Regions from separate parts of the Homo sapiens genome. Here all the other regions are linked to region 1. A link is a contact called in ENCODE Hi-C or POLR2A ChIA-PET data. All regions are on one chromosome and are shown on one strand. The core of a region is the stretch at or near the end of the contact, and the rest is flanking DNA. Distances in the headings are between cores, read along the strand shown. Region 1 holds the start of KMT2C (lysine methyltransferase 2C). Region 2 holds the start of RHEB (Ras homolog, mTORC1 binding). Region 3 overlaps PRKAG2 (protein kinase AMP-activated non-catalytic subunit gamma 2). Region 4 holds the start of PRKAG2 (protein kinase AMP-activated non-catalytic subunit gamma 2).

Evidence for each region. Hi-C counts contacts between places; a loop is a spot of excess contacts on that map. ChIA-PET counts read pairs that join two places held with the same protein, here RNA polymerase II (POLR2A). Pooled maps may share reads with other maps.
Region 2: a loop to region 1 is called in a map of CD4-positive, alpha-beta memory T cell, with 21 times the contacts of the local background. The contact joins the promoter of RHEB here to the promoter of KMT2C in region 1. A Hi-C loop is called at or near these places in 1 of 168 maps with a recorded cell type or tissue (CD4-positive, alpha-beta memory T cell), 2 of 37 single-sample maps with no recorded cell type and 6 of 50 pooled maps.
Region 3: a map with no recorded cell type shows a loop between it and region 1 (5-fold over the local background). The contact joins the enhancer-like site here to the promoter of KMT2C in region 1. A Hi-C loop is called at or near these places in 3 of 37 single-sample maps with no recorded cell type and 10 of 50 pooled maps.
Region 4: a loop to region 1 is called in a map of CD4-positive, alpha-beta T cell, with 11 times the contacts of the local background. The contact joins the promoter of PRKAG2 here to the promoter of KMT2C in region 1. A Hi-C loop is called at or near these places in 2 of 168 maps with a recorded cell type or tissue (CD4-positive, alpha-beta T cell and CD8-positive, alpha-beta T cell) and 7 of 50 pooled maps. POLR2A ChIA-PET finds 5 or more read pairs at or near these places in 1 of 52 experiments (activated T-cell).

What each region holds. Positions count from the first base shown.
Region 1 is chr7:152,431,518-152,439,301 of GRCh38, forward strand. KMT2C (lysine methyltransferase 2C) reads right to left here and starts at 4,486. Exons shown (of 59, transcript NM_170606.3): 1 at 4,109-4,486. The coding sequence starts at 4,269. It also overlaps the pseudogene FABP5P3. RefSeq lists enhancers at 2,553-2,602, 2,913-2,982, 3,453-3,502, 3,543-3,772 and silencers at 4,253-4,312, 4,693-4,742, 4,833-5,122, 5,163-5,502.
Region 2 is chr7:151,515,537-151,523,320 of GRCh38, forward strand. RHEB (Ras homolog, mTORC1 binding) reads right to left here and starts at 4,359. Exons shown (of 8, transcript NM_005614.4): 1 at 3,924-4,359. The coding sequence starts at 3,975. RefSeq lists an enhancer at 2,490-2,539 and silencers at 3,570-3,679, 3,610-4,039, 3,750-3,869, 4,040-4,199, 4,370-4,719 and 1 more.
Region 3 is chr7:151,634,626-151,642,409 of GRCh38, forward strand. All of the region lies in intron 4 of PRKAG2 (protein kinase AMP-activated non-catalytic subunit gamma 2), which reads right to left. Among named protein-coding and RNA genes, the nearest start is that of RHEB, 120 kb to the left of the region's middle. Within about 2 kb of position 3,291, at least 7 of the 41 ENCODE cell types and tissues checked have a DNase peak (open chromatin) inside an H3K27ac peak, as active enhancers do.
Region 4 is chr7:151,872,529-151,880,312 of GRCh38, forward strand. PRKAG2 (protein kinase AMP-activated non-catalytic subunit gamma 2) reads right to left here and starts at 4,587. Exons shown (of 16, transcript NM_016203.4): 1 at 3,979-4,587. The coding sequence starts at 4,092. It overlaps PRKAG2-AS1 (PRKAG2 antisense RNA 1), which reads left to right and starts at 4,514. Exons shown (of 3, transcript NR_038926.1): 1 at 4,514-4,612; 2 at 5,309-5,338; 3 at 6,034-6,695. RefSeq lists an enhancer at 3,330-3,449 and silencers at 3,640-3,779, 3,840-3,889, 4,652-5,081.

The sequences.
Region 1 (7,784 bases), core at 3,236-5,735:
ATCACTTGAACCTGGGAGGCGGAAGTTGCAGCGAGCCAAGATCGCACCACTGCACTCCAGCCTGGGCGGCAGAGCAAGACTCTGTCAAAAAAAAAAAAAAAGAAAAAAAACAGGTTCTTATTCATGGGAATTTCAGGTCAGGTTAAACAACAACCTCCTAACAGGTAAGAGAGGGTAGCAATCCTGAGTCAACTTTTCAACTGAATTAAAACATTTCAGTGCCTATTGAGTCCCAGAGACCAATAATATCAAAAATTTTATCAGATCTCTTGGACAATAAATTATTAAGAATTGCTGTCATAAAAATTACAAATTTGCATTATCTCAAAAAGCATGAATAATAGTGCTGTCTCTCAACTATAAACTTGTTTTATTAAATGGTATATATTGTAATGCAGTACAGTTTTCTATCACTTATTTCAAATTCACAGCTATGAAAAGGAGAAATTTTGTTGGGGGAAGGGCGTTACAAATACAGAGTAGCAACCTAGCCATTTTTGCTGGTCCTTGTAATGACAATCACTGGTTGTGCCTAATTTTTCTACAACAATAATGCTTAAGGTGGCTCTCTAATAATAGCAATTGCCCTCTGAAAAGAAAGTGGTTCAGGGTATAAAGAGTTTACTCAAAAAAGGCCAAGGATAGTGCTTCAGAAATCCTATACCTACCACCTGCTGCTTCTGTACAACCACCCCCATCCCCCACACCCACACCCATTTCTAACATCAACTTTCATGAACTGGTAAGAAACATAGTAGAGTAGAATGTTTCTTTGGCTTCCCAACTTGGTAATGTGAATTTACAGTGTAAGGATGGAAAAAATAAGAAAAAAGCTTCAGAAAAATTTTTTAACATTAACACAAAAATAATGAGATCTTTAATATGTGCATATTCTGACAGAGGCCTGCCAATGGTTAAGACCTGTGCCTCTGATAAAGATGATGAACTACTCCAAATTATCAAATAATTTGATACTTTTTACAGTTAAGGAAAACTTTCAAATGAATGTAAATTTCACTGTGCCACTTGACATTTGTACAATAGGAAACCTCTATGTATTTACTTTTCCAACTCTAAGATTAATAGCTTCAGTTCAAGTTTCTTGATTTTAGGTAGTAAAATTTTAAGATATTTATAGTTAATGTAAAAGCAGTAACTATATAGCTATGCTTTTTATTCATGACAAAATACACAAAAACAATCTAGCTAACACTATAAGACAAGAAAATGCTTTATTTACCTAATTATTAAAAATTTAAACTTGAGGAAAGTGTAATTGGTGGTGCATGTTTTTTTAAGCCAAAGATAAATACATAAATCCACTTCATTGTCAAAAGGCATCTTCTCAGCGGGGTGCGGTGGCTCACGCCTGTAATCCTGGCACTTTGGGAGGCTGAGGAGAGTGGATTACCTGAGGTCGGGGGTTCAAGACCAGCCTGGCCAACATGGTGAAACCCTGTGTCTACTAAAAATACAAAAAATTAGCTAGGTGCGATGGCGCACACCTGTAATCCCAGCTACTCTGGAGGCTGAGGAAGGAGAATCGCTTGAATACACGAGGCAGAGGTTGCGGTGAGCCGAGATCATACCACTGCACTACAGCCTGGGCTACAGAGCAAGACTTCGTCCAGAAAAAAAAAAAAAAGGCATCTTCTCTACTTAATGTAACTCACTAAGTTAATGAACATCTAAGTAACATTAGCAACTTAAAATATCTCTATGAGATTTAGCAAAGAAGATTAATTTTCATTTCTCAGGTGAATTATTTGCAATTTCACATAATTTCACTGGTTACAAACCTAATTTACACTGGTTACACATAAGTTTCACTTTCAGGGTCTTTACTGTCCAACTACAGGGTCTTTTCTGCATGGATTCTTATACAGTATAGAGATACACAATTCAAAAACCTCTTTGCTTTCCAATTCATATGTTAGTTTCCATTTACATGTTGCTAAAAACAACTGGAGATTCCATTCCCTTCAAAAGACACAATTTCAAAAAAAACGCTCTAAAAAGTTTAGACCCGTCAAATTTACCAGTAGACTTTAATTTCCTATAAAGAAAGCAGTACTAGTTTTCAAATCTAAAAGAAAAAGCTCTCTACAGACTTACATTTGTTCTAAATATTTCCAAAAGTTTTGATTTTTCATAGTTAGATTATACTGTTATTCAGCAGAAATTTTTTATCTTCTCCAAAGGCTGCCTATTTCTTCATGAGATTCAGAATTAAAATAATAAAGTGGCAATACCCTAATCGTCCAGTGCACTCAGGAGCTGCACTAATACAAATGAGCTCATTTCAAAAGTAGGGTGTGTGCGAGTGTGCGCGTGCGTGTGAGTGTGCGCGTGTGCGCGTGCACAAGCACGCCCTTACAGGAGTATGGGGTGTGGGGTGTGACAACATAGATCTAATCTTTCTGGAGTAAGAATTCAAATGCAAATTTAAAACAATACTTGCAAATTAATGTTCAGTAAGAGATGAAGAAATGCTTTGCAAATAGTGAAATGGGAGGCAATCAAGGTAAAACCCCAATATGGCTTGTCCTGAGTTGCTTTAAAGGATGCAAAAAAAAGTGGCTTACATGTCTAAAAATTACTTAAACCTCCACTTCCTTCTACAAATTTCAGTTAATACAGAATAAGGGCATTTTATACTTGCCACTGTATTACAACGCAAGTGGCATAATAAATAAGTCCTAACTTTGTATCACGAACAAGCTAATGTAATAATGTACACACATCCTGTACTTGCTTCCCTCACGATTATCATAGCTAGGTAACAGCTGGCAATAAAATATGGAGGCAAGTTGAAGGCCCTGAATCATTTTCATAGTAAAAGGACAGCGGGGCAAGAAAAGAGCACATTCAAGTCAAGAGCTCAATGGGTTCCCACAACCCAGCTCTGCTATGCCTCAGTTCACGCTACTATTTTTACTACAAATCACCAAACAACAATACTATTACTAAGTGAATGCACCCGAACCAAAGAAACAGCCTATCCATAAACGTGCTGGCTTCCTTCACGTCCCAGCGCACCCTTCCACTCCCGACAGTTCAATGAGAATATCATCTCACGAAATGAGTAAGCACACACGCCATTCTACAACTTCGAGAGACATTCACAGTTCTTCCACGGCACACGCGAGAGCCACAGAAGCCGAGCAGTTCGCTGGCACTAAAACGGTGTCTTAATTTACAAGCAAAGCCGTCAAATAACCGTTCTGTAAGAAGACATTTCTGGTCCTCTAATAAGCTGGGGTCCAGCCCTACTGTACGCTCAAAGGCAGGCGACCCTATTCCCAAGCCCCTTACAGCTAAGACTTACGAGGGAAGCGACATTTACATCTGCACTCTCTCCGAATAAGTGCTCTTGGTATTCTGCCTTACGAGGGGACGCTGGCTACGTCTCCAAAACTTAGGCAGGCCGTTCCCCGAAGCTGGGGGATCCCACAGGACTTGTGCTTTCGGAGCCCGGGAGTGCGGTGCTGGGTGTTGGGGGAGGGGGGAGGAAGAAGTCAAATGGCTTCCTAATATATCATCAAAAGAAGAAAACACAGGTTTGGGACCAGGAAAAGTTCCAGGAGCAAGTCGCTGACAAACAAAAGCTGCACTCGCCCGGCCGCTTTCTTCTCGCCCCCAGCCCGCGCCCCGAGACCACCTGGCCCGGGCGTTTTGACAGCTCCGAGAGTTTCCCGAGCGCCGACGGCTCGGCGGTTCGCCCGGAGTCCGTCCGGGGACTACCTGGGCGCGCTCCGGGCTTGTTTTCTCAATGATCCAGCTAGGCCAAGACGCGGCTACGAGAAATTTCTCCAAAAGAAGAGTCGCGGAGAAGACCCAGTGAAAAGGCCCGACTGAAAAGTAAAGTGTGCGGAGCCGGGCGCCGGCGGGAGCCCGGGCGGGCGGCGCGGAGCGGGGGAGGCCGGGCGCGGGCGGCTACCGAGGGGCGCGGGGCCGGGGCCGGGAGCCGCCACCGCCCGCGGGCCCGCCCCGCCCCCACCCCGCCGGGGGGCGCCGGGGCGCGGAGGCCGCGGGGCGGGCGCCCGGTGACAGCTCCGGCCCGGCGCCGCCGCTGGCTCCCGGCCTGGCTCCCTCGCACTCAACTTACTTCTTTCTGGCTCTCTGGAAAGGGGAAGCGCCATCTTTGCGAGGCCGGCCCCGAGGTCTTTTGTCTGCGGCTGCGGGGCTCGGGGCCGGGGCTCCAGGCTCCTCGGGGGGTGGTGGCGGCGGCTGCGGCTGCTCCACGCTCTTGTCCTCCTCCGACGACATCCTAGTCACCAGGAAAGACACATGGATCCCGGTCCTCCTCCTGGGGGGCTCCCGCCGCCGCGGCCGCCGCCGCCGCCGCTGCTGCTCGGGTTCCTCCTCCCCGGCTCAGCCTCTCGCATTTCCCGCAGCCCCGGGAGCAGCAGCAGGTACCGGGAGAGGCGGCAACATGGAGCGAGCAGGACACGCACTCACACACATCGGCGCGGGCGCGCGCACCTCCGCGCGCAGGGGCCGGGCGGGGGGCGGCGGGCGGGGCGGGCGGTGCGGGGCGGGCGGGGCCGGCGGGTGCGGGCGGGCGGGGCAGCCGGGCGGGCGGGCGGCGTGAGGGGCGCCGGCCCCCGGGGTCTCCGCCCGCGGCCCCTCCCCCGAGCCGCCCGCGGCAGGAGGAGAAAGGGGCCCGGCGCGGGGAGGGCCGGCCGCGGGGCCCGGCGGGGGCGGCGAGGGGGTCGCGCCCCCGGCCGGCCGCCCCTCCCCCGCGCGTCAGGCCCGTCAGGCCCGGGCGGCGGCGGCGGCGAAGTTTTGACAGCTGCTCCAGTGGCGGCGCTGGGCGCCGGGCCGCGGCTCGCTCCTCACACTCGCTCTCTCACACACGCTCGCTCGCTCTCCCGGAGCAGGGGAGGAGGAAGTTTTGCGGGTGTGCTTGGACCCCACACACACGCCGCGCGACCGTGGCCGTCGCGCGAGGCCCGCGCCGGGGATCCCCCGGGGCGACCCGCACCACAGACCTCTCCAACTCGCAGCCGTCGCGCCCACACACCGCCGCCTCGACGGCCCCCGCCCGCTCCCCCACACTCGGCCCCTCGCCCGCCCCCCGCGCGCCGCCGCTGCCACTCACGGGCCTCGCTCCGCGCATGCGCCGCTCCCGCCGCCCGCGGACGCGCCGCCGCCGCTGACCTCACCGCCCCTCCCCCTCCCCCCCGGGTTCCCTCCCCCTGTGACGCGGCGGCCGGGCCCAGCCGCGACTCCGGCTCCGGCTCCGGCTCCGGCTCGGGAGGTAGCCAAGCTGTGGACCCAGAGATCCGGGATCGGGATCGGGGAACTGCGGGCGAGGGCGGGAGGGAGCCGCGGACACACGCCGAGGCGGCCGCGGTCGCCCGGCGCAGCCCGGCGCGAGGAGCAAATGTGCGCCCGCACGGCGAGGGCAGCCCGGGCTTCGCTGGTTCTCGCCGAGGTCTTTCCTCGTAGCGCCCACACTACGGGGAGGAAAAGGAATGGAGTCAACTTCGTTCGAATCCAACGCCAGTTAGTTTCCTTATTATAACGTCATTTTTTTTAATCCAGAAAAGGTTCATAAGGATGTAAGACGAAAAGAACGATGACAGCTCGAGAAATAAAACGGTTAGAGACAAAATAAGCCAATAAAAACCCAACCACTTGATTTTAACGTTCAGTGTGTTGTGATGAAGAGGCAAAAATCGAAGTACTTCTAAGCCACCTCTCATAATATGTAAAAATGGTAAAAAGAAAAATGGGGCTAGAATCCGCCTGAAAAATGCACTTTCTCAAGAAGGACAGTTACAAATATGGGATTCTGGATTTCTCAGGCTAATACCTAACACTTGGACGATGATCTATTCTGTGCTTTCCATTCACTATCGATTAGTTTATGAGAGTGAAAAAATTCTAGATTTGAATGGGGGGAAATAGTAAGACCTATCAACCATTTGTGAAGGATTGGGGTAAACTATCATTTAATAAGCATCTACTTTGGGCCTAGCGTTAAGAGGCACACTCTCATGTTGATTTCTTTTGATCTTCGCAGTGTAGTTTTAGTGTAAGGTAAAAAAAAATAGGCTCCTTTTCCAGCGATGTTTGCTTTCCCTTCTAGTAGCTAGGATGTTAACTTTAAACTGTGTCTTCTACTTGGGCAAAATACACACACTTTGATTCCCAGAGCCTATTCTAAATGAAAGCATAATTTTTTGAAATGGCTGAAATGAGGAATAACGTCAGATAGTCATTTGAATACCTTCAGGGTTTAATCCCTGCTGGCTCTTTCAAATTTACTAAATTTATAACCAAAGGAAATTTGGGATTGAGGAGGAGGCTGGCATGGTAAATGCAAACTAGAAATTAAAAGTGCCTGACGATTACACATAGAAATACAACATATATGTGACTAGTGATAAACATATGATGTGATCTAGTGAAAGTTTACTCAGTACAAATTTGAAAGCACCCTTTCTTTTTTCATTTTCTTCAGCACATTGTACTTTAAATAAAGTGTGCTTTCAAAACTGGATTATTGATCCAAATATTTAGCTGTGTTCCGTACTGAAATTAGAATAGGCACTTCCACGGTGAGTTTCACATGTACAAAATTATACATCAGGATAATTTACTTCCATACGCTTCTCCAGCACTTCTGAGAACTTAAGTGTCAGTGGATACAAATTGCAAGTCACTCCTGCTGGAGAGTTCACAAGAAACAAAGGGTACTAAGAGCAGAAAAGTGAGCCGAGTGAATGGAAGGGTAGAAACAGAGGTTTGTGCAGGGATGCTTCTGGATAGATGATGATGCAGGTAAGTAAACTCAGCCTGAAATCTCCATTCCTTTGGCCACTATGAGCAGGGAGTTGGGATCTGTTTTAAGAGAGCTGATAGCAGTCTCCTTGGCATGAAGTTATCATGAACAGAGCAAATCAAATATAACCCAGGATGCTGAGGAAGGATTCAAGGAATACTTATTCAACATAAATAAAGGTTTTCCAGAGGTTTTTCCGTCTCAGTCATCCAAATTACACAGCTCTGAGACCACAGTAGCAAAAATCTAGGAGGCAGGGAGCTGAGGTCCTTCAAAATTATGAAAGCAAAAAGGCAGGAGCATCTGGAAACAGTACCAAATACAACAGAAAAATATTAGAATGTGTACTTTCTAATAAGTATACATGTTAAATATGGGATTTTAAATTTAGGTAGATGTGTACTAACCTGTTAACCAATCATCTGCAAAGGGGTGAATTACAAGGGACTTTTACTGTCTAAAATATTTGAATATTTCAAAGCACATGTAGTAATCATCTAATCATATATATATATATATATATGTAGTTTTTAATGGGGAGGGAATGAGCATTGTTATCTTTGACAAAGAAAAACCAACATCTCAGAAAAATATAGGCAAGGAAGATTCTCAAAGCATCTAGCAAACAAGTGACAGTGAATAAAAATTCATAGTCCAATATTCATTCTTACTAATTGAAGGCCTATAACATGTGATTGTCTTTATTTAGAATGCACAGGTTCACTACTAAATGTTGTCTCTCTTGTTTTCCCATAAATTCCTCAGGGCTTTTTAGGAACCAAACTTTCACTGTTATAGAAGGACCACTGAAAGCTTAAATTTTAGATCTTAGAATTTTTGTGTTCATATTGTTATTATTAAAGTTGCACTGTAGGCTGGGCACTGTGGCTCATGCCTGTAATCCTAGCACTTTGGAAGGCCAAGGCGGGTGGATCACTTGAGCTCAGGAGTTCGAGACCAGCCTGGGCAACATAGTGAGACCTCCGTCTCT
Region 2 (7,784 bases), core at 3,109-5,608, 920 kb before region 1:
AGTGGGCACTTCAGGACTACCCCCACCCACAAGTATACAACATCAGAATATTAAGCACCTGAATATACAATTTCACATACTGGTAGATGTCATACATAGCAAATATTGTTTTGCCTTTCAATTTTTCAATAAAAAGTGTCAACAAATGATAGGTTAACTTAAAAAATAAACAGTAAGTCAGAATCTGCTGGGAACAACCAAATATTTAATGACATCTTTCCTCATGAAGACTCTAAATACTACCTAAACATTTTGACAAAGTAATAATTTGAGTACTTTTGCTGAATTGCCTTCTTCCAAACCACAAAGCTGTTTCATTTTCCCCCTATGATCTTTCACATGCCTGTGATCCCATCCCTCTTATTAACTGTATGTAAGAGGCTTATATATGACAACCAGCTTTTAATTATGGTCTAATGGTAAACTAGGTTACCAAAGCTCTCTGTACAGGTAAAATCCCAGTGAAAGATGTACCAGGCTGAAGACAGTTTACGTAACACTACCATTTTAAGTTGAGTTACTTCCTATCGCGGGACTACTCCGTTGTGGTAGAAATAACGGAATGTCAGGGAGCTGGTACTTTTGGCCATCACGGCAACAGTTAATACAAAGCACTCCCTGAAAGCCAGACTCCCAGAGTTATAGGTGACGTGTCCTTAAAAGCTTTAACATTGTAAATACCAGGAAAAGTACAGGGGACTGGCAGGGAGAATTGTATAGACTACCTGAGAATTATATTTTACCTATTGGTAGTTCTGACAACACTCAAAAAAAAAGAAAAAAAGAAAACGGAAAGCCAAGTAGTGGGCTGGGTGCAGTGACTCATGCCTGTAATCCCAGCACTTAGGGAGGCCGAGGCAGGTGGATCACGAGGTCAGGAGTTCAAGACCATCCTGGCCAAGATGGTGAAACCCAGTCTCTACTAAAAATACAAAAATTAGCTGGGCGGGGTGGCAGGCGCCTGTTATCCCAGCTACTTGGGAGGCTGAGGCAGGAGAATCGGTTGAACCTGGGCAGCAGAGGTTGCAGTGAGCCCAGATCCCGCCACTGCACTCCAGCCTGGGTGATAGAGTGAGACTCTGTCACAAAAAAAAAAAAAAAAAAAAAAGAAAGCCAACTAGTTAAACAAACATAGCACTTTTTTGTTTTATCTGAAGACAACTTTAAAAATAAAGTTTGTGGCATGACAAATCACAATGACAAGTATCCTACTAGTCAAACTGGCTTAATGTATTTAATCAAGAGAACATTCTAAGAAAGGTGTGGAGGCTTTTTATGTGGCTCTACCCCCAGAATATAGGACAAACAGCTCAGCATCACAAAATACCACAATCTAGAAACACAGGTACTCAAATTTCTCTGGTACAGCACCACCATTTGCAAGCAAACATGCCAGTAAGCTCCCAGAAGTGAGCATGCTGAGTAATTCTCAAAAGGGTGGCTTACTAGAAGAAACCTGCTGGCAAAACCTAATCTCCTTCCCCTAAAAAAGACCCCACATACTACAAAATATCCTGGCTCATAATACACTTTAAAATCAAATGCGGCTGGGCATGGTGGCTCACGCCTATAATCCCAGCACTTTGGGAGGCCAAGGTGGGAGGACCACCTGAGGTCAGGCGTTTGAGACAAGCCTGACGTTTGGCCAAGTGGTGAAACCCGTCTCTACTAAAAATACAAAATTAGCCGGGCATAGTGGTGCACGCCTGTAGTGCCAGCTACTCTGGAGGCTGAGGCAGGAGAATCGCTTGAGTCCGGGGCGTGGAGGATGCAGTGAGCCGAGATCGCGCCATTGCACTCCAGCCTGGGTCACAAGAGCGAAACTCCGTCTCGGAAAAAAAAAAAAAAAAAAATCAAATACAAGATTGGGAGCAACTTAACCTCTCCAAAATCGTTTAATATGACTACGCTTGAAAATAAATATGGAGAAGTGGGGTAGGTTGCAGAAATATGAAATACTGAAGACAGAAAATAGGGACTAAAAGTGACCCTGTATCCCACCGGAGACTAAGTTAGCACAGTATTTAACAAGCAACAGTTTGTGAGGACAAGGCTAAGGGGTGGCCTGTCACATCTCCGTCCTCAGGAGGACGCTGAATAGAGGGAAGATAAAACAGAATGGATTTCAACTGGACATAAGGAACTTCTGTAGCCAAAAAAAAAAAAAAAAAAGTGATAAAACTAGCCCTGCTCACCAAAGACTAGAGCTACCATTTCGACATTTGAAAAGGGTAAATCAGTCAAGATCTTTAGGTCATTCTCTTGGGTTGAAATCAGGTAGCCGAGGTACTTGTTGCCTATAACGTGATTATTCAGGGACTACTATTTCCAAATAGTTGCCAATAAGTACTTACTTGACTGACTAGGGAAGGCTCACCCAAGAGCCAGAACACCTCGCGGTCCCAACTCCTCAAAATGCAGAGGAGGAAATCAAGAGAACAGAGACAAGAGCATGGATTCAGGCTGCCAATAAAGGCTGGATCCCAGGTTCCATGTTGATATTTGAACAATTAGTGACTTTGAACCCCTCCATTTGATTCATGGTTACTTCCTGGCTGCAGCTGTTAAAGCTGCCACCTATGCATCCCCTCGGATTCAGCACCGCATCGCACAAGAGTTCCCCTACGACTCTAGGCACCCCGCATCTCTAGCCAAGCTTCTTTCAGCCCTTAATTTCCCCCCGGCTCTCGACGGAGAGGTGGTAAAAGGATGAGTAAGCATGCAGTGGCTGATCTTGGTCAAAGAGCACAGACCCTGGCACAGGCGGTGGAAAGCGCAGTTGGGGAGTGCATCCAGTGAGCGGCAGGCAGGTACAAGCTTCCCATGACAGATAGTCACCCCGTTCCGCAATCACGGGAGCCTCGGAACCCTCGCTTTCACCTCCCCATCCCCTCAACTGTGGCCCGGTGCACGCCTTCTATAGACAGTTACTTCAAAACAGCCCGAAAAGATGAACTAATTTCTCCAGGCTTCCGGATGTCGGGAGACAATACAGCCTCACCCTGAAGCGTGTCTAAGTTCAATCGCTCTGGTTTCACACAGGCCAGAAAACCGCTCGTTCTGTAACACCCCGTCCGCCCCCCAACCCGACCCTAAGCCACCTTATTCAGCAATAAGGCGACTGCTAGGAACTGTTTCAAATGTATGTCAACCTTTTGGGGGAAGAAAAAGAAAACAAAAAGACTTTGGAATTACTTCAACAGCCTGGTTGCAAGTACCTGACCTTATTCCTTCCCGAACAAAAATAGGGCACCGAGAGATCAGACATTCCTTTTTCTCTGTCTTCCTACCCAGGCCGCCAGCAGCATCTCGAGGGCCTCCAGAGGGACCTCTTTTGGGGGATCGCCTAGGTTTCCTATGCAGAAAACTTGCGTTCAGTGCCCAAACGTCCTCTAAATCCCTAGTTTTCTTTACAAGGGTAAACTTCACCACAGATGGAATGAAGCCGAGGCGCTGCTTCCTTTGTTAAAATCCCACGGACTTTCTTTTCCTTACATCGGGGGCGGGGTGGGGGAGACCGCCAGCCCCGGTCACGCGCGCCCGCGGCGAAGGCGGGGAGGCAGGTGTGACTCCCTCGCGGCAGCCTCTAGCGCGGCTCCCCGGCGCCGCCTCACTTCCCCAGACGAGACCCGGACTCCTCGGCGGCCGACGGCCCCCGCCCCGCGCCTCCCACGCCCTCCGCCCGGCCGCCACCTGCCCGCCCGGCCCGCGGAGGGCGCCCAGCTACCGCGGCTCCTCCACCGGCGCGGACGCCGCCCCGACCGCCACCACCTCCGCTCAGAATGGTGGTTACGAAACGCGCGGCCCCCGCCCGCCCCGCCACATGGCCGCGCCGGCTCCAAACTTCGCAGGCCCGGCCGCGACCCGGCTCCCAGGCGAGGCCCCGGCGGCGCGAGGAGGCCGCGCGGCCACCGGCCACTCACCCACAGACCGGTAGCCCAGGATCGCGATCTTCCGGGACTTGGACTGCGGCATCTTGGCGGCCTCCTCAGCCCCGGCCCAACCACATCAACCGCGGCGGCGGTGGCTCCTGCTGCTGTGATCGGCGGCGGCCGCGCCGGGAGAGAGCGGCATACAGAGCAGGGGCGGCGGCGGGCGCGGCTGCCTCTCGCTCGCTAGCTCGCGCGCTCCCAACCGCCCGGAACCGACCGCGCGGCGGCGCCCCTCCCCCCCACAACACGCCCACGTGACCGGCCGGCGTCAGCACCGCCCCTCTTCGCGCCGTGGCCCGCCGCCTCCGCCCCCCGAAATACGCGGGGGGTGCGTCGGGGCGACGTTTTACTTTAAAGGCAAAAAAAGGGGACGCCGCGATGCCCCCAGAAAAGTCACGACTGAAACTCGCTGCGTCATGACCCTCCCACCTTCTTCCGCCGCTTTTTAATTACGCCATTCTCCCCGAGCGCCGATTGGACAGCTCCTGCACAGCCGCGCGATGACGTGTCGGAAACTCCATCTCCCATTGGGGGAAACAAGGAGGCGGGGAGGGGGGGGCGGGGCTGCCCGCCCGGGAGCTAAAAATACACCTCGCTGCTACCGCGCTGTTGGGCGCCGGCTAGGTTTGAAGGCTTCAAACTTCCAACCGGTTAGGGGCGGGCGGGAGAGGCGGAGAGACAAACGGTGGCTCCCTGGTGATTGGCCAGAACGGAGCGCAGGGCGGGGCAATAGGTGGGAGGTGCGGTGATTGGCGAAACGCTAAGCGGTTGGCGGGTTCGCGCCCGCTGAGCCCGTGAAGGGCGCGAGGCGCGTGGCCTGGGCGGGTGGGCTGGCTCCTCCCTCGGGGTTTTTTGAAAATTCTCCTTGAGCTGCGTTAGCGTTCGTGTCTGGGTTTGAGGATGTAGTGGTGACTAAGCGTCACCGACGGCCGAAGGACTGTGGGAAGCATGGAGTCTGCGTTAATTCAAAGTGTTAGGAATTTCATTAAAAACAGGGCGAGCCTCGTCAGTTCTGGTGTCCGCTTCGCTTCGCGCGGAGCTCGGCGCACCTCCTGGAACAGCGCCGGGGCGGGAAGCCGGTTCTCCGCCAGCACCGGGGCGGCTGGTGCGGCGGGCAGGCCCGAGCCGGGTGCCAGGAACGCCTCGGGCCGCGGTGTGGACGGGCGGAGACCGTGGTGTGGGCACAGCCTTCCCAGGGGTGCAGTGCAGAGGGGCGCGGGAAGGGAAGCCCGGCCGGGAACGCAGGTGCCGTTGAGGGACCAGCCTGCAGGCAGGCCCGGCGTGGTGGCTGCTGGAGGGCTTGGCACTTGCCGAGTTAGCAGAGACTCCGCCGCGCCGGGGAACCCGCCCCTATTCTGCCCAGGCTGTTTGGCAGTGGGGACCTGCAGAGGCCGGGCATGGCCCTTCGCCCTTTGCCAGTGATCGGTGGGGAGGAATGAAGCCAGGGGAAGCTGAGTGGCAGGCCTTGTATTCCAGCGTAGGAAGGTTTAGAGGTGACTGGAGTCGACTTGGAACACCCAACCCAAGAGCGACTCCCTCCAGCTTTCCCACGGAAGCACTCCGATGAGGGGCTGGGGTGTGCATTCTTGTCCTCGGGGATCTACAGATGGAAGCCCCAGGCAGCCAGCCAGAAGTGATCAATGTCTGGAAGTTCTATGTTTCCATGAAATGTTGAGGTTTACGCTATAGTTATTTTAAGTATTTTAAAATAAAGGTCTTAAAATGCACTCTCCTGTAAAATGTGTCGTTTTTATCCTGTGGATTCGGATACCCTCACCACGGTGTTTTTGAACAGATGCTACTAAATTCCTTGCATTATAAAATCAGTTTAGTTTTACCTTTTTTTAAAAAAAATAGAACAGAATAGAAAACTGCGTTATGCATAGTAAGGGTAAGTATGTGTCCTCATTAGTACAGTGGTGAGTTAAAAAAATGAGTAAGGGTAAGTTTGTGTAAGTGCACGTGTAGATATATATGTTTATAGATATGCTATATATGTATTATTGCATGTTGGGATTTACTGTAGTTTCTTTCTTTTTTTTTTTTGAGACGGAGTCTCTCTCTGTCGCCCAGGCTGGAGTGCAGTGGCGCAATCTCGGCTCACTGCAAGCTCCGCCTTCCGGGTTCGCGCCATTCTCCTGCCTCAGCCTCCCGAGTAGCTGGGACCACAGGCGCCCGCCACGACGCCTGGCTAATTTTTGTATTTTTAGTAGAGATAGGGTTTCACCATACTGGCCAGGATGGTCTCGACCTCTCGACCTCATGACCCGCCCGCCTCGGCCTCCCAAAGTGCTGGGATTACAGGCGTGAGCCACCGTGCCCGGCCTCATTGTAAAGTTTCTTACAGTGGGTTGCTTCAAAAAGTTTGAAAGCACTGCCCTAGCCTGAGAATATTGGTAATCCAGATGTGAAGCACAGTTGTAAAGGACAAATTCATTCAAAAAGTTTTCCAGGCTGGGCGCGGTGGTTCACACCTGTAATCCCAGCACTTTGGGAGGTCGAGGCAGGCGGATCACGAGGTCAGGAGTTCCAGACCAGCCTGGCCAACATGGTGAAACCCCGTCTTTACTAAAAATACAAAAATTAGCCAGGCGTGGTGGCACATGCCTGTAATCCTAGCTACTCAGGAGGCTGAGGCAGGAGAATTGCTTGAAACTGGAAGGCGAGGTTGCAGTGAACTCAGATAGCGCCACTGCACTCCAGCCTGGGCAAAACAGTGAGACTCTGTCTCAAAAAAAAAAAAAAAAAAGTTTTCCAGTTGCTGTCTTCAAGCCCTTTAATGTAGGATCCAAAGGTTTAGAAGATTCCTTTATTCTAGAGTGGGGAGAATTTGTTTGGTTTGAAAAGTGACTTAGCCAGCCTGGGGAACATGGAGAAAAGCTGTTTCTACAAAGAAATACAAAAAAAAAGCCGGGCGTGGTGGAACCTGCCTGTAGTCCCAGCTACGTGGAGGGCTGAGGTGGGAGGATCACTTGACCCCAGGAGGTCGAGGCCGCAGTGAGCTGAGATGGTGCCACTGCACTTCAGCCTGGGTGACAAAGTGAGACCTTGTCTTAAAAAAAAAAAAAAAAAAAGAAATGGCTCAGATTACCTAAAATAGTAGGGACTCATTGTCTGAATTCACATGGAAATACCTGACTGCAACCAGACAGCAACAGTGTTGGAAGAAATGGACTTGCTTTTGTATTCAAAGTAGCTCCCTTATTGGTGGCTAACTCAGTCACCTTTGACTTTGCAGCAGCTGGAAGGTCTGCTGCCACCAGTCAGCTTCTCCTCAGCAGGTCCTGCTTGTTCGGGAGTGCTCGAGTCCTCAGCCTGCTGCCTTCTCTCTGTGTGTACTTCCACTTCTGTTCCCTTTCCCTGCGAACTAAGAACTATGTGTCTTCTGTTAAGTTCCCAGAGAGAGAACATCATCGGTTCTGTTAATTCCCATCATCCCTTGAGTGAGGAGCTCATGCTAAGCATGTAGATTGTCCAGAGGGGTCTCTGCTGACCTACACCTCTGACGGCTGGTGGTTATGGAAGTTCTTTGAAATTTGGACATCTGATATTATGGGGTTTGTATTAACTTTCCATGAGCACTTCCAAGCCCAGTATCTGATTTCTAGTTCCAACATATTTGTTTTAAGTACCAGAGATAACATACAAAACCTTTTCCCCCTACCACTGGGTTACACCAAGGTCAGAGTAAAAAACCACTGCTGTGATTGTTTTTACCAAAAGGACATTCTTTTATGTGGAAAAGGGTGACCCCAATGAAAGTAGACATTAAGGAGTTTTGTGGTTTGGTTTGGTTTTTAAAAATATTTGATGAGGGAAGAATGGAGAAGAACCAGAATCCTCTTGATCTTG
Region 3 (7,784 bases), core at 2,041-4,540, 800 kb before region 1:
AAAAATGTCTGGAATACATAAACACTACCAATATTAAACAGAAAATGGAGAAAATAATCCAATTAGAACATAGGCAAATGACACAGAGCTGTTTCACCAAGAAAGATATACAGATGGCAAATTAGTGCATGAAAAGATGTTCAAAGTCATTAGCCATTATATAAATGCGAATTAAAACCACAATGAGATACTACTACACAACTGTTAAAATGGCTAAAATCACAATAGTAACAACATCAAATGCTGGTAAGGATGTAGAGAGACAGACAGGATTACTTCTACACTGCTGGTGGGAATGCAAAATGGAACCACTGTTTTTTTTTTTTTTTTTCTTTTTTTTTTGAGACAGGGTCTCCCTCTGTGGCCCAGGCTGGAGCGCAGTGGACCTATCTCAACTCACTGCAACCTCTACCTCCCAGGTTCAGGCAATTTTCCTGTCTCAGCCTCCTGAGTAGCTAGGATTACAGGCACATGCTACCACAGGTCAGCTAATTTTTGTATTTTTAGTAGAGATGAGGTTTCACCATATTGGTCAGGCTGGTCTTGAACTCCCGACCTCAGGTGATCTGCCTGCCTTGGCCTCCCAAAGTGCTGGGATTACAGGCGTGAGCCACTGTGCCTGGTCAGGAACCACCACTCTTAAAAACAATTTGGCAGTTTTTTATAAAACTAAACATGCAACTACCATGTAACACATCAGTTACACTCTTGGGCATTTATCCCAGGGAAATGAAAACTTACATTTACACAAAAACTTGTACATGAATATTCATAGCAGCTTTTTTGCAACAGTGCAAACGAAATAACAGATGTCGTTCAATGGATGAATGGTGAAGCGGGCTGTGGTAGGTCCATCTATACCGTAAAATACTACTCAGCAAGAAAAAGGAAGGAACTACTGACACATACAACAACTTGGATAGATCTCCAGGGAATTATGCTGAGGGGGAAAAAGCCAGTCCTAAAACGTCATATACTGTATGATTCCATTTATATTATAGTCTTGAAATAAAATGGTCGAAATGGAGAACAGATTAGTGGATGCCGGGGATCAGGGGCTGGGGTAGGGGGCCAGAGGTGCCTATGGCTATAAGAGGATAATGTAAGAGATCCTTGTGGTGACCGAACTGTTCTACATCTTGACTGTATCAATGTCAATATCCTGCTTGTGATATCACCCTGTATTTTTCCCTATGAGTCAGGCCAAGCTGATTTAATTCTGTGGAGGAAATGACAATAAATTTTTTTTTTTTTTTTTTTGAGACGGAGTCTCGCTTTGTCCCCCAGGCTGGAGTGCAGTGGTGCCATCTCAGCTCACTGCCAGCTCCACCTCCCGGGTTCACGCCATTCTCCTGCCTTAGCCTCCGGAGTAGCTAGGACTACAGGCTAATTTTTTGTATTTTTTTTAGTAGAGACTGGGTTTCACCGTGTTAGCCAAGATGGTCTCGATCTCCTGACCTCGTGATCCACCCGCCTCAGACTCCCAAAGTGCTGGGATTACAGGCATGAGCCACCGCGCCCAGCCAAAAAAATCTTTACTGAAATATAATTCACATACCATAAAATAACTCACCCATTTAAAGTGTGCAGCCCAGTGATTTTTGGAATATTCAGAATTGTGCAACTATCTAAGTTTACATTTTCATCATCCCAAAGAGACAGCTTGTACCCATTAGCAGTCACGTCCCATTACCTGCTCAACCCTCACACCCATCCCTAGGCAACTATTTCCTGTCTCTATGGATTTGCCGATGCTGGGTATTTCTCATCAATGGGATCATACAATAGGTGGTCTTTTGTGACTAGCTTCCGCTTAATGTCAGGGCCCATTCACATTGTAACACGGATCAGCACTTCATTTCTGTTGACTGCTGAACGATACTCTGTTGTGTGGACACACACACCTTGTTTATCCTTTCGTCAGCTGATGGGCACTCAGGTGGTTTCCACTTTTTGGCTGTGGTGAAAATGCTCCTATGGACATTCCTGTGCAAGTGTTTGTGTGGACATGTGTTTCATTTCATATATACAGGAGTGGAATTGCTGGGCCACAGGGTAACCCTATGTTTAATATATATATATTTTAAATTTAGTTTTGAAATGGAGTCTCACTCTGTCACCCAGGCTGGAGTGCAGTAGCGCGATTTCAGCTCACTGCAACCTCTGCCTCCTGGGTTCAAGTGATTCTCCTGCCTCAGCCTCCCGAGTAGCTGGGACTACAGGTGCGCACAACCATGCTCGGCTAATTTTCATATTTTTAGTAGAGATGGGGTTTCACCATGTTGGCCAGGTTGGTCTCGAACTCCTGACCTCAGGTGATCCACCCGCCTCAGCCTCCCAAAGTGCTGGGATTACAGGCATGAGCCACCACACCTGGCCTCTCTACATTTAATATTTTGAGGACCTGCTGAACTGTTTTCAAGGTGGCTGCACCATTTTACATTTTTACCAGCAATGTATGAGGATTCAAGTTTCTCCTGTACTGTTTAGTTTTGCAAGATGTTACCACTGCGGGGAACTAGGTAAAGGGTGCACAGGATCTCTCTGCATTATTTCTTACAACTATATGTGAATATACAATTATCTCAAAATAAAAAGTTTAATTTTTAAAAAAAGTTTTTTAAAAAAACTTGGAGTGAGCCAAGGTACACAGGAAGTATCTCTCGTTCTAAGTCTATGCTTTTGTCTCTTGCAATAATTTAAAAAAATTCTTACCGGTGTTTATGATAAGCACCATCAATTTCACCTGTAATCGTGAGGGGTTGTTTTTTGGGAGGCAGAAATGGGCAACAAATGGCAGTATGTACGTCAGGAGGACCGCAAAAGTGGTTCACAGACTGAAAAGACCTATAAACCATCACTACAGAAGTTGGTAGAGAGTAGAAATTCTAACAATTAATGTTTTATGCAACTCCACTTGATAATGAATGGGTGTACAGGAGTAGCCTAAAATAAAAATGTTTTTATGTAATATGCTAGTGGGATTGAATTTATTTCTACAGGTTTTTTACTTAGTAAGAAATCTTATGTTTTCTTCCTTAGAAAGGAGGCTACTCATGGAACAACAGAAAAAGTCATGAGGTTTTTTTTTTTTTTTTATAACACACTAAGTCAATTTCAGGAATTTGAGGGCTTTTACAGTTTAGGTATGTACATTAATGTGCACAGGGTCAAAAGACAGACGAATTTGTCAGCACACAGAACTTGAAGCTGGTGGTCGTCGTTGCCCTTTTATGGCAATGTTTTCTTAAAGTCTCAACAGACTTATGCCAGACTTAATTTTAGCTGTTTCAGGCAGGCAGGGAAAGCCGGGAGAAGAGGCGAAGGGAGGGGAAGGGCGTGGGCAATGTCATGCAAGCAAAGGGAAGGGGCGTGCACTTGTGACACCGACTCCTCTCTCAGTCCATCAGCATCAGGGATGTTTGATGTAGCAAAAACAGACCAAATCCACCACCCAAACCCTCCTGATAATCCAGACCGATCTCCCCAGGGAGAACAAAATGGGCCAACCATGGCAGGGAGGAACTGGGTTCTGCTAACAGCCTGGCACAGTTCCACCACAGGGAACATTTCCATTTATATCACATCAGCCAGTCTGAGGTTACTGGACTCTAGTGTGGTGGGAGGGAACAGAGGGACCCAAGTTGGACTTTATGGAGAGAATGCCTGAGAAACATGGAGCCATCACAAGTGTGACTTCTTGGTTGGTAAAAAATGCTAAATTATTATCCCGGCATGGTGGCTCATGCCTGTAATCCCAGCACTTTGGGAGGCCGAGGCGGGCGGATCACAAGGTCAGGAGATCGAGACCATCCTGGCCAACATGGTGAAAACCCCGTCTCTACTAAAAATACAAAAATTAGCCGGGCATGGTTGCGCACACCTGTAGTCCCAGCTACTCGGGAGGCTGAGGCAGGAGAATCGCTTGAACCCAGGAGGCGGAACTTGGAGTGAGCCAAGATTGCACCACTGCACTCCAGCTTGGCGACAGAGTGAGACTCTGTCTCAAAAAAAAAAGCTAAATTATTAAGTTGTGTCTTACATAATTGTGCCCAGGTGCAGCAAAACACTGTATTTTGAATGACTATCAGAAGGGAAAACTTCAGCCTGAAAACTTAATCATAAAACAATTGCCAAAAAAGCACTCCTTTACGCACAGAGGTCGGATATGAGTTTGCTCTGCCTCTTAAAAGAAGTCTTAAATAGCTCCTGCAAGAAATAAATCAACCTCAAATACTGGGTAAGGAGCTCCTGAATAATTTAGCATACAGAACTCTTAGTTTCTGTGCATCCTGCTGTCTTCCTTGAGCTCCACTCTGCTCTGCAAGGGCGTCCTCCAAAGAGTAAAGAACGACGTGAAACCCCCTGGATGCTGGACAGGAGCTGCACATGCACTCTGCTCCCGTTCCCACTGGGCATTCTCCAGGCAGCTCCAACCCACCACTGTGCCTGACATGTCCAGGTCTCAGTCCCAGCCCAGCCCTCTCCTGAGCTCCACACTGCCATCATCTCCACTGGAGTTTTCTACACCAACGCAGATGCACTTCATCTAAAACTGTGCCCCAGTCCTCTGGGTCTTGCCGTCTTGGTTTCTTTTGAGACAACCCACTTGTCTCCATCCCTGCTACACCTCCCCTGTTTCAGGCTTCCATTTTCTCAGGGTTGGCCAGCCGGGCAGCTTGAGCTCCTCCAGTCTTGCCCGCTTTCCAGTCTATTTCCTTCCGTGTAGCCAGAGTGCCTATGATGGTTAAATTTGAATCCAGTCATCTTGACTGGATTAAGGAACACCTAGACAACCGGTAAAGCATTATTTCTGGGTGTGTCCGTGCAGGAGTTTCCAGAGACTGGCATGTGGGTCAGTGGACTGAGTGGGGAAGATCTGCCTCCAGTGTGGGCGGGCGCCATCTAATTAGCTGGGGGCCTGGAGAGAACAATAAAGGTGACAGAGGATTTCCTTGCTCTTTCTCCTGGAGCTGGGACACTTTCCTCTTCCTGCTCTTGGGCATCAGAACTCCAGGCTCTCCTGCCTTGACACTGGGACTTAACAGCAGCAGCCCTCTGGTTTTCAGGCCTTTGGCCTTGGACTGAGAATTACGCCACTGGCTTCTCTAGTTCTGAGGCTTTCAGACTTGGACTGAGCCACGCTACCATTACCTGCATCCCAGGGACTCCAGCTTGGAGATGGCCTGTTGTGGGACTTCTCAGCCTCCATAATCCCATGAGGCAATTCCCCCAATAAATCCCCTCTCATCCATCTATCAGTCAGTCAATCAATCAATCAATCAATCATCTATTATCTATCTACCTACCTCCATCCGTTTCTATCATCTATCTATCACCTATTGGCTCTGTCTCTCTGAAGAACCCTGACTGATAAGAGTGACATTTTAAAAATGTAGTCTTGGCCAGGCACAGTGGCTCACATGTGTAATCCCAGCACTTTGGGAGGACGAGGCAGGTGGATCACCTGAGGTCAGGAGTTCAAGACCAGCCTGGGCAACATGGTGAAACAATGTCTCTATGAAAAAAACAAAAATTAGCCGGGTATGGGGCATGCACCTGTAATTCCAGCTACTTGGGAGGCTGAGACACAAGAATTGTTTGAACCTGGGAGGCGGAGGTTGCAGTAAACTGAGATCCTGCCACTGCACTCTTGCCTGAGTGACAGAGTGAGACTCTGTCTCAACAAAAACAAAAACAAAACAGACTTATTATTCACTAACTTAGAACCATTCAGTGGCTCTCGGCAATCTTTAGGATTTTCTTGGCAAACTCCTGAGCTGGGGGGAAGGGCCTGATCATTTATTCACCTTCTCTTGCCATGTCCCTCTGTGTACCCCACACCTAAACCTTAAGGCATTGTCCTGGAATAGACCATACACTCCCTGCTGTAAGGGTTTCTGAGCATTCTGGCCTCCTTGTTTCTTCCTCCTTTCCTTGGCCAGTTCTTACTATTTTTAAAGATTCAGATCAATCTTTCTCTGAAAGCCTTTCCCGATTCTTTTCTTTCAGTCTGCTTTTCCTCCTTCCCCCACCGCCTTCCTTCCTTCCTTCCTTCCCCGATTCACGACCTTTTCTCACAACTTGCCTGGTTAATTACTTCTCTGAACCCACATGCTTCCATATGGCATTTAACACACTGGCTTGGGATTTACTTTTCTGTTTCCTCTGAGTCCCACATTGCTCTCTGAAGGGAACGAATGACTCATCATCCTTGTATTGCCTGTGTGTGACACATAGTAGGCATTCAAAAAATATTTGAGTGAAATGAATTGTTCATTCAGACATCCATTAAAACTTGGTAGGGAAACAGTTGATTTTAGTAGCATAAATGGGTTTAGAAGTTATTTCACTCAATTTACTCATGCTTCCCTTGGACCTCATTGCTGTTTGGAAATCATTATAGTCACTTTCCCTTTAGTGTTGGAATTAACATTTTGAAGGAAAAAAAGTGACTGTGCCAAGAAATGATGGCAGGGTAGTTTTTATTGTAATAGATTCTATCTGAGGACCAAAGTTCGCTGGCAGTATGAGATCCTGGCATGGATACTGGCTGAGAGCTTTGCCAGCTCTTGCCACCACCCTACAATTTCAGCTTTTTTGTTCCCTTCTTTTTTCCTTTTTTTTTTTTTTTTTTTTTTGAGATGGAGTCTCGCTCTGTTGCCAGGCTGGAGTGCAGTGGCACGATCTCGGCTCACTGCAATCTCCACCTCCCTGGTTCAAGTGATTCCCCTGCCTCAGCCTCCCAAGTAGCTGGGACTACAGGCGCACACCACCACACCCAGCAAATTTTTTGTATTTTAGTAGAGACAAGGTTTCACCATGTTGGCCAGGCTGGTCTGAAACTCTTGACCTCAAGTGATCCACCCACCTCAGCCTCCCAAAGTGCTGGGATGACAGGCAGGAGCCACCAGAACCGGCCCTTTCTTTCTTTTTTAAGAGACTGGGTCTTGCTCTGTCACCTAGGCTGGTGCAGTGGCACAATCATAGCTCACTGTAACCTTGAACTCCTGGGCTCAAGTGATTTTCCCATCTCAGCCTCCCAAGTACCTGGGAGTGCCAGCACGTGCCACCATACCTGGCTAATGTTGCCCAGGCTGGTCTGAAACTCCAGTGCTCAAGTGATCCTCTTGCCTCAGCCTCCCAAAGCACTGGGATTATAGGCATGAGTGACATCACCTGGCCAATTTTAGTTTCTGTTAAGGGAAGACAATTGATTTTTAAAAGTAGTGTAGAAATTTGAAAAAAATCTCAAATATATATTCAACACTATGAGTATTAATTCTTGGCCACATGCAGTAGCTCGGTCTGTAATCCTAGCATGTTGGGAGGTTGAGGTGGGAGGATCACTTGAGCCCAGGAGTTTGAGACCAGCCTGGGCAACATAGGGAGACCCCATCTTTAAAAAAAAAAAAAAAAAAAAAAAGGGGCCAGGCGTGGTGGCTCACACCTATAATCCCAGCACTTTGGGAGGCCGAGGCGGGTGGATCACGAGGTCAGGAGATCGAGACCATCCTGGCTAACACGGTGAAACACTGTCTCTGCTAAAAATACAGAAAAAAAAAAAATTAGCCAGGCATGGTGGCAGGCACCTGTAGTCCCAGCTACTCAGGAGGCTGAGGCAGGAGAATGGTGTGAACATGGGAAGCAGAGCTTGCAGTGAGCCAAGATCGCGCCACTGCACTCCAGCCTGGGCGACAGAGCGAGACTCCATCTCAAACAAACAAACAACAAACAAACAAAACAAAAGGTAGCTGGGCATAGTGGCTCATGCCTGTAGTCCC
Region 4 (7,784 bases), core at 3,337-5,836, 560 kb before region 1:
CCAGTAAGGTGCATTAACGAGTGGGTTACACTGTGGATCCCCACCCTGCTAGGGATCCCCTGAGGCATCCTGCAGAACCCAGGTCAGAACTTCCCACTGAGCAGCAGGGCGGCTGGGCCATTGGCCACCAACTGGACCCCTCCTGGGTTGAGGGTTGCCCCTCAGGGCATAATCCCAGCACTTCCAGGGGTTCCTGCACTAGGCTGAGCAAGCTGCCAGGGTCTGAGAGGATTCCTTCAGGTGGGGAGGGAGACACGAGTAAGAGGCAGTCCACCAAGGCTGCAGGTGAGGGTGGGCTGGGCCCCAGGCACCAGGAGGAGGCTATCCACAGCGTCCACCGCAGCTTCTTCACGCCTTCAGGAGGGGGTCCTCACGCCTTAGGCCTGGTCTTCAAGGCAGCATTGCCAGATCAAATACAGGACGCCCCCATTAATCTGGGATTTCACATCAACAATGGATACTTTTTAGTATTTCCCAAATATTGTATGGCGCATACCTATGCTAAAACATGATTCATTGTCTACCTGAAATCTAGATTCAACTAGGCATCTTGTATTTTTAGTTACTACAGCTGGCAACCCTATGTCCAGGTCCTTCCTGATCCAGTCTCAAAGCATTTCCTATGACTCTAGCTCTCAAACCCTTTCGCCAGGAGGCGTGGCTCTTCACCTGGAAGCAGCCATCCCCTCCCGCCCGATTCTGTGGGGTGCTCCCACTGGTTCCTTAGTGGGAGTATCACCCCCACTTCTACGTGACTCCTGCCTGCCATCTCTGGGTGTAAAGTCTCTCTAAACACATCAGGCCACTGTCATCGCTCCTTCTGCCTCTAGAAACAGGTGTGGTCTGCACTGGCCATCGTATGACCCTGGATCATTTGCTAGCCTTTGTCTGAAAGCCTCATTTTCCCAGCGAGGTTATAACTGCCACCTAGCCTGGCACAATGATCCATAGGTAATGACCATTAGGCAGATGAGGGGACCTCCCTGGTACCCAAAGCAACTGCAAGCCCTGTGAGGACTTGGGCAGATCTTCCCCAGATCTCACCCTAACCAGAGCCTGGGCACGTGGTCACCCTCAGCCACTGTGGAATAACTGAATGAATACTACTTTCGCGGTGGGCTGGCTCATGCCAAGAACGTTATGAAAAGCTGCCAAAGTCACCACTGGCAGCAAGAAGGGTGGTCCGAGGACCCCAACTATAACATGGTTTTTCAACGTTCACGGCCTGGCCTCACAGTCCTTTTTCTGGTTCTGGATTTTGTCTCACACTATCGCTGGCACCACCCCACGGGCACGCCCACACATCACTCACACCCTGCATTTGGAACCAGCCTCAGCATGTGGCTGCCACACAAAATGGCCCAACCACTGGACAATGGCATGTTCTTGTTTCTCTCTATATATTTTTTTAAAAAACTAGGTGTCTGATGTATATGTATATGTATATGATGTATATGTATATGTATATGATGTATATGTATAAGTATATGTATATGATGTATATGTATATGATGTATATGTATGTATATGTATATGTATATGATGTATATGTATATGTATATGATGTATATGTATATGATGTATATGTATATGTATATGATGTATATGTATATATGTATATGTATATGATGTATATGTATATGATGTATATGTATATGTATATGTATATGATGTATATGTATATGTATATGATGTATATGTATATGATGTATATGTATATGTATATGATGTATATGTATATGTATATGATATATATGTATATGTATATGATGTATATGTATATGTATATGATGTATATGTATATGATGTATATGTATATGTATATGATGTATATGTATATGTATATGATGTATATGTATATGATGTATATGTATATGTATATGATGTATATGTATATGTATATGATGTATATGTATATGTATATGATGTATATGTATATGTATATGATGTATATGTATATGATGTATATGTATATGATGTATATGTATATGTATATGATGTATATGTATATGTATATGTATATGTATAAGCCATACATTTATAGGACACTTTACACTTGTCAAGAGTTTTCCCGGGATGGGTGTGATGGCTCACGCCTGTAATCCCAGCACTTTGAGAGGTCAAGGTGGGCGGGTCACTCGAGCCCAGCTCATGTGGACCAGCTTTGGGCAACATGGTAAAACCTCATGTCTACAAAAAAAATAAATAAATTAGATGGGTGTGGTGGCACATGCCTGTAGTCCCAGTTACTCAGGAGGCTGAGGTGGGAGGATCACTTGAGCCTGGGGAGGTTGAGGCTGCAGTGAGCCATGATTGCACCACTGCATTCCCACCTGGGGAGCAGAGTGACACCCTGACTCAAAACAAAAAAAACAATAAAAAAGAGTTTTCCCATGAATTACTTTATTTCAATATCCGTATAAAGCAGGAAAAATGGGTATTATTTCCTGCATTTGACAAATGGGAGAAACAGTAGTTACACGGTTAGCTCAAGTGATCACTGTTTAAGAGGTTTGTGGCAGCAACATCTAACTTTTAACTCACGAACATGGTTTTAAATGTCTTACATGAGAGATGTAAACAAGAATGTTTCATTTTCAAATAGAACACTTATTCCTGCATAATCGAGTCACCACCGTGGGGGCCACACAGCAGCCAGGGGTCCAAGTTTCCAGCCCCAGAGCTTTCCAGCCAGGGAGGGCTGGCCCAGGGCCCCTGTGGGGCTACTTGGCATCAGGTGTCTGGAGACCCGCCCCTGGACTCCACCCTCTTCACCCAAGCGTTAGGCACGTGTGGGCCGGAGTTTACACAGGAGGACCTTAGCGGGGCGTCTAAAAGAAGGGTGGCTCAGCAAACACGGGGCAGTGCGCCCTGGGATTCACAGTGGGAAGTGAGTGGCCTGCCTCGGCCATGCCAGCTGCGCCTGACCCTGTCGGGAAGGATTAGCTTTAATGAGGGGTCCGGACAGCCCATTCACTGCGCACTCCCACCCTGCCCCGGGAGAGCAAAATAACTTTCTCTACGGAGCACTCTGGTGTGTGTGTGTGTGTGTGTGTGTGTGTGTGTGTGTGTGTGTGTGTGTGTGTACACAAACATTTACTTGGTTGGCTGAGGCGGAGGGTGTGACCCAGTGGGCCACACCTCCCACCGCCCTACCCCGCTACGTGGAGGCGAGGAACAGTGGCCGCGGGCTACCGGGGCGCCTTCCGAAAAGAGAACCACTACGCGGCCCGCCGCCCCTCTGGCTGGACAAAGTGAAGCCGCAGGCAGATCCGAGTCGCCAATGTCCTCCCGGGCGGCTGGCGCGGACGGGGCTGAAGTTCAATGCAGCCTGCACGGATTAGGGAGCTCCGAGCCCCCAAATACCACAGAGACCCAAAGTACACTCCCGGGGCGGGGGAAGGGAACGGCGGCAGAGGAGACCCCCGCTCCAGGCCCAGAAACGCCCGGAGAGAAACTGGAGCGGAGGGGGTGCATTGGAAGACGCAGCTACACAGCTCCCCCCAACCCCCGCCCCGCTGCTTTCCCCACCCACCGCCCCTCCCCTCTCCTCCCTCCCCTCCCCTCTCTCCGTCTCCAGCAGCCGAGCGCGGGCTCCACCTCCCCGGAGCGCAGTCCACACCGTCCCTTTTCAGCAAAACAACACAACGCACCGCCCCCCGCACCCGCACCCGGCTGGATACCGGGCTACGCCCAGCCGCCCACCCGCCGCGCCCGGCGCCCCCTCTAGTCTGCAGCCGCCCAGCCCCCGCCCCAGGCGGAGCCCCAGCCCTGGCTGCACGCGGGCAGAGAGAGAGATTGAGCCCCGGCTCCGCCAGCCCAGCTCGGGCCCTGTCCCTCTACCCTTTCCCCAAGCCGCCCGAAGTGACAGGAGGGGCACGCACGGCGCGCGCGGGGCGTCCAGCGTTAACCGCTTCGGCGCCGGGGACGGGAGCGACAGGAGGGCTGGGGAGCAGGGGACCGAGTGCTGGGACTCACCGGAATGTGCACGCGCAGCGAACGCCTCTTCTGGCTGGCATTTTTCTTGCCGCCGCTCCCGCCGGGGCTGGAAACATCTTTTTTCTTCTTGGTGTCCATAACCGCGCTTCCCATAACTCTAACCAGAAGTTGATTCTGCGAAACTCCTCGGGGGTTCGGTCCCCTCCTTCCCTCCCCCGGCCGCTGCCTTCGGACTGGAGCCGCGCGCTCTGTTACACCCTGAAGCCACCTCGTGGGGACTTCCGCGGAGAGGGAGGGTGAGCAGGGAACTCGCGCGGCCGCCGCCGCCGCCGAAGCGCCGAATTCAAGCGTCCTTTCCTACGGAACCCTCGTAGGCAAATCAGTCAAAGCCCGTCCCGGTTCTGGTGTCTCCCCGGGTTACTCGTGGCTGAGGTCTCCCGCTGGGTGACAAAGTTTTCTTCCTTTTGCAAAGCTAAGAAACATTTTCCACCCTCTCGGCTCCTCCCACAGATTCCCAGAGGTAATCTGAAAGGCAGGTGCAATTAAAACCAGCAATTTGGAAAACAAGCCTCCTATGCCTGTGCCCAAGTGGGGAATCTGGAACCAGTAAGCCCGTTCGTGCATAAATGTAATCCTCGGCCGCAGAATAAACCAGCTCGGAGCCTGCAGCTGGGTCCGTCCTCCTTTCTGGGCGAGAGGGAGGGCGGCGGGGGAAGAGGAGGTGCAAGGCGAGCCCTCTGCGCAATTAGGCTACGGGCGGCCGCTGGCAGAAGTTCTGGCGGCGGCGCTCGCGGCCCTGCGCGCCGGAGGGGGCGCCCGGAGTCCAGCGGGCCAAGAAGGGCAGGGCGCCCGCTCCTCGCCCCCCGCCGCGCCGCGGCCCCAGGGGACCGCAAGGGGACAGTGAGGGGCCGGGCCTGGCACCGACGCAAGCTCGGGGAGCGCGGGTGGTGGGAGGCGGCGCGTGTTGAACAGGAAGTGCGCGGCGTGCAGCGCCACCGTCCCGCTCCCCGTCGCCCCACGCCGCCCTCGTCGCCGCGCCCAGACCCCTGCGGCGGCCGCAGCCGCTTGGGACTCGCTGCGAGCTGGTTTCGGATCCATCCCGCCTCCCGGCGTCTCACTGTGTGCCCTACCCTTTGAAACACGCCCCCGCGCCCGCCCTGCCGTAGACCAGGCAGCGAGGAAGCCCACAGTCTCCGGGGGCGCTGCGCGCGAAGTAGCACGTGCTTCTCGAAACACCGCAGCCCCCGGGTCCCGCCCCGCCCGGCGCGCGCACTCGAACCCGCCCAGAGAGCGGTGCGTGGCGCTGGGTGCGAGCAGGGTCTAGCCACCCCCACCCTCACCCCACCCCACCCCACCCTGCTTTTTTCAGGTTCATCAAGGTTTGCGCAGTGGATCCGCGGTAAGTGCGTGTCCCCACGCCGCGGGAAACGTGGGGCTCCTGAGACTGCGGAAAGAATTGGGAGAAGGGGAGGGCTCGAAGACCCGGGCGAGGGTTCCCGGTGCGGCCCAGGTCCTTTAGAGCCCCGGGTGGGCATCCAGTACCGCCTGCTGCCGAGGGCCCTAGAGGGGTTGGGGGAGGGGGCTGGTGTGTCCCCCACCCCCAGATGCGCCCCAGGATGGCGCGACCTCGGCTCCCTGGTGGAAAGTAGGGGGAGTGCTGGCTTGGGGGTCGCTTCCCCTCCTGCTCTAGTTTCTGAGGATGTGATGACCCCAAAGGTCATTGGCGCTCCCAGAATGCTGACGTCAGCTCAGCCGCTCCGAGTAATCAGTAATGCAGGGAGGCCACCCGCAGAAAGAACGCGACAGGGGTCGCTTTGGGGACACCATAGGGCCTTTACTCCTTTTGAGGTGCGTGCTTTCGCAGGACTCCCTCCCCAGAGGAGGAGGCATGATCAGCCCACCCAAAGGATCATCTCTTAGGAAGCAGGCGTGCGCCCACGCAGGGAGAAGCATCCTTCCTTTCAGCTGCTTGCCGGGTGGCTTTTCCAACCCGAGTTCCAGCAGCTTGCACAAAATCCTTACAGCTTGGGTGGTTCCCTGGCTCATAGGGGTGGGTTTATATTCTTTCTCCTTCTCCTCTGCTCTCTGGTCCAGAATGAAGCCAGCCTGGAAGATCCCCAGTCTCGAGACAGAGCCTGACAGGGGCAGATGCACTGGAAGGACCCTGTCTGGGTTTAGCAACCAAGCAGCCATCCTGGCCCCACAGGTGTGGGACTTCTGGGTCTTCTCCTGGCTGGCTTCTTGCTAGAGGATTTCAAGAGACCCAGCAAGACTGTATTGTCCCACTGAATGCTCAAGATATTGGTTAGAAGTAGAAAAGGGGAGGGGGTAGTATTTAGCCTCTGTCCCCACTAAAAATTATTCCCAATTGTCATTTGTGTCATCTGTTTAGCTTACAGTTTTAATCCTTGTCAAAATGATCATTTGCCAGGGTGCATAAAACACCCTATTTGATGAGAACTGGTTTTAAAGGAAAATGGGGCCATCAGAAGGAAGCCGGTTGGTGTGAAGAGACGTCTGGGAAGAGCCCCTGGCGAGGGCCCTCATTCCACTGGGTGACCCAGAAGGAGAAAACCGCGATGGCGCTTCTCATTTGAAATGTTTTCTTTATGGACAGTGTTTAGCAATTGTTATAATGTGTACTTTTGTTGATTGATCTGTATACATATGTAAAATAATTTGTTCTCTGAGTTAATTTTGTTGGAACAAAGACTTTAGTGCTTCCTACATTAAAACATTTTACTGTATTGCCTGCATTTTAAGAGCCTTTTTTTAATTTTTAATTTTTTTGGTCCTTGTGATATGACGAGGTATAAATTCTGGGTTTTGTCCAGGGTTCCTGGCTTAGCACTCTCGTCGCCCTCATCACAGTCTCTTGTTATAATGTTGGGGCGCTTTAGGCCTCAGACACCCCAGGAAACAATCTCCTCTGAACTTCCCCTGCCCTCCTTCACCACCTCACCAGCCCAAGGCAGGACTCTAATCCTCCCTCATCTTTCTGATTGTGGGACTTAAGACCCTCTATTCAGAAGGGGTCCTGCCCCATTCCCGAGAGGAAGAAATCCTGCACGGAAAGGCCAATAACGGTCGGAATAGGCAGGACTTGTTTGGGTGTCCACACTTACTCAGTCACTATTGGATCATACCTTTTTGTTCGATCACATTTCTGCATGGTCGTCAATCGTGTCTGTCCAATGAAGTCTCCTTAAGAAGCCCAAGAGGTCTGGGTTTGGGGGCTTCTGGATCCCTGGACATGTGGAGGCTGCTGGAAGACGGGGTGCCTGGGAAGGGCATGGAAACTCCGTGCCTGTTCTCCCTGTACATCCCATCATCTGTGTTCTTGGTAATATGCGTTATAATAAACCAGTAAATGTACATTTCCCTGAGTTCTGTGTTCCACTCTAGCAAATTAATGAACCTGAGAGGGGGTTGTGGGAACCCCAATTGAGAGCCCAGCCTGTCGGTCAGAAGCTCCGGATGCCTGGACTTGCAACTGCTGTGCGAAGTGGGATGGGGGTGGGGTGCCTTGGGGATTGAGCCCTCAACCTGTGGGATCTGCCACTATCTCCAGGTAGACAGTGTCAGAAATGAGTTGGAAGACACCCTGGTGTCTCCTGCGGAACTGATTGCTTGCTTGGCAGTGGGGAGAACCCCCAACACACACATATGGTGACACGAACCTTCCGCGTTGATGATTGTCGTAGCGTGAGAGCAGAGGAAAAAACAATTTGGGATTTTTCCCTTCAGGGTTCTATATATGAATATTTCTGAATTATGGGGGTTGCTTATAGATGATGTCAGAAGAAGTTTACCTGCCATTTTTTTCCTTCTAGAGATACATTAAC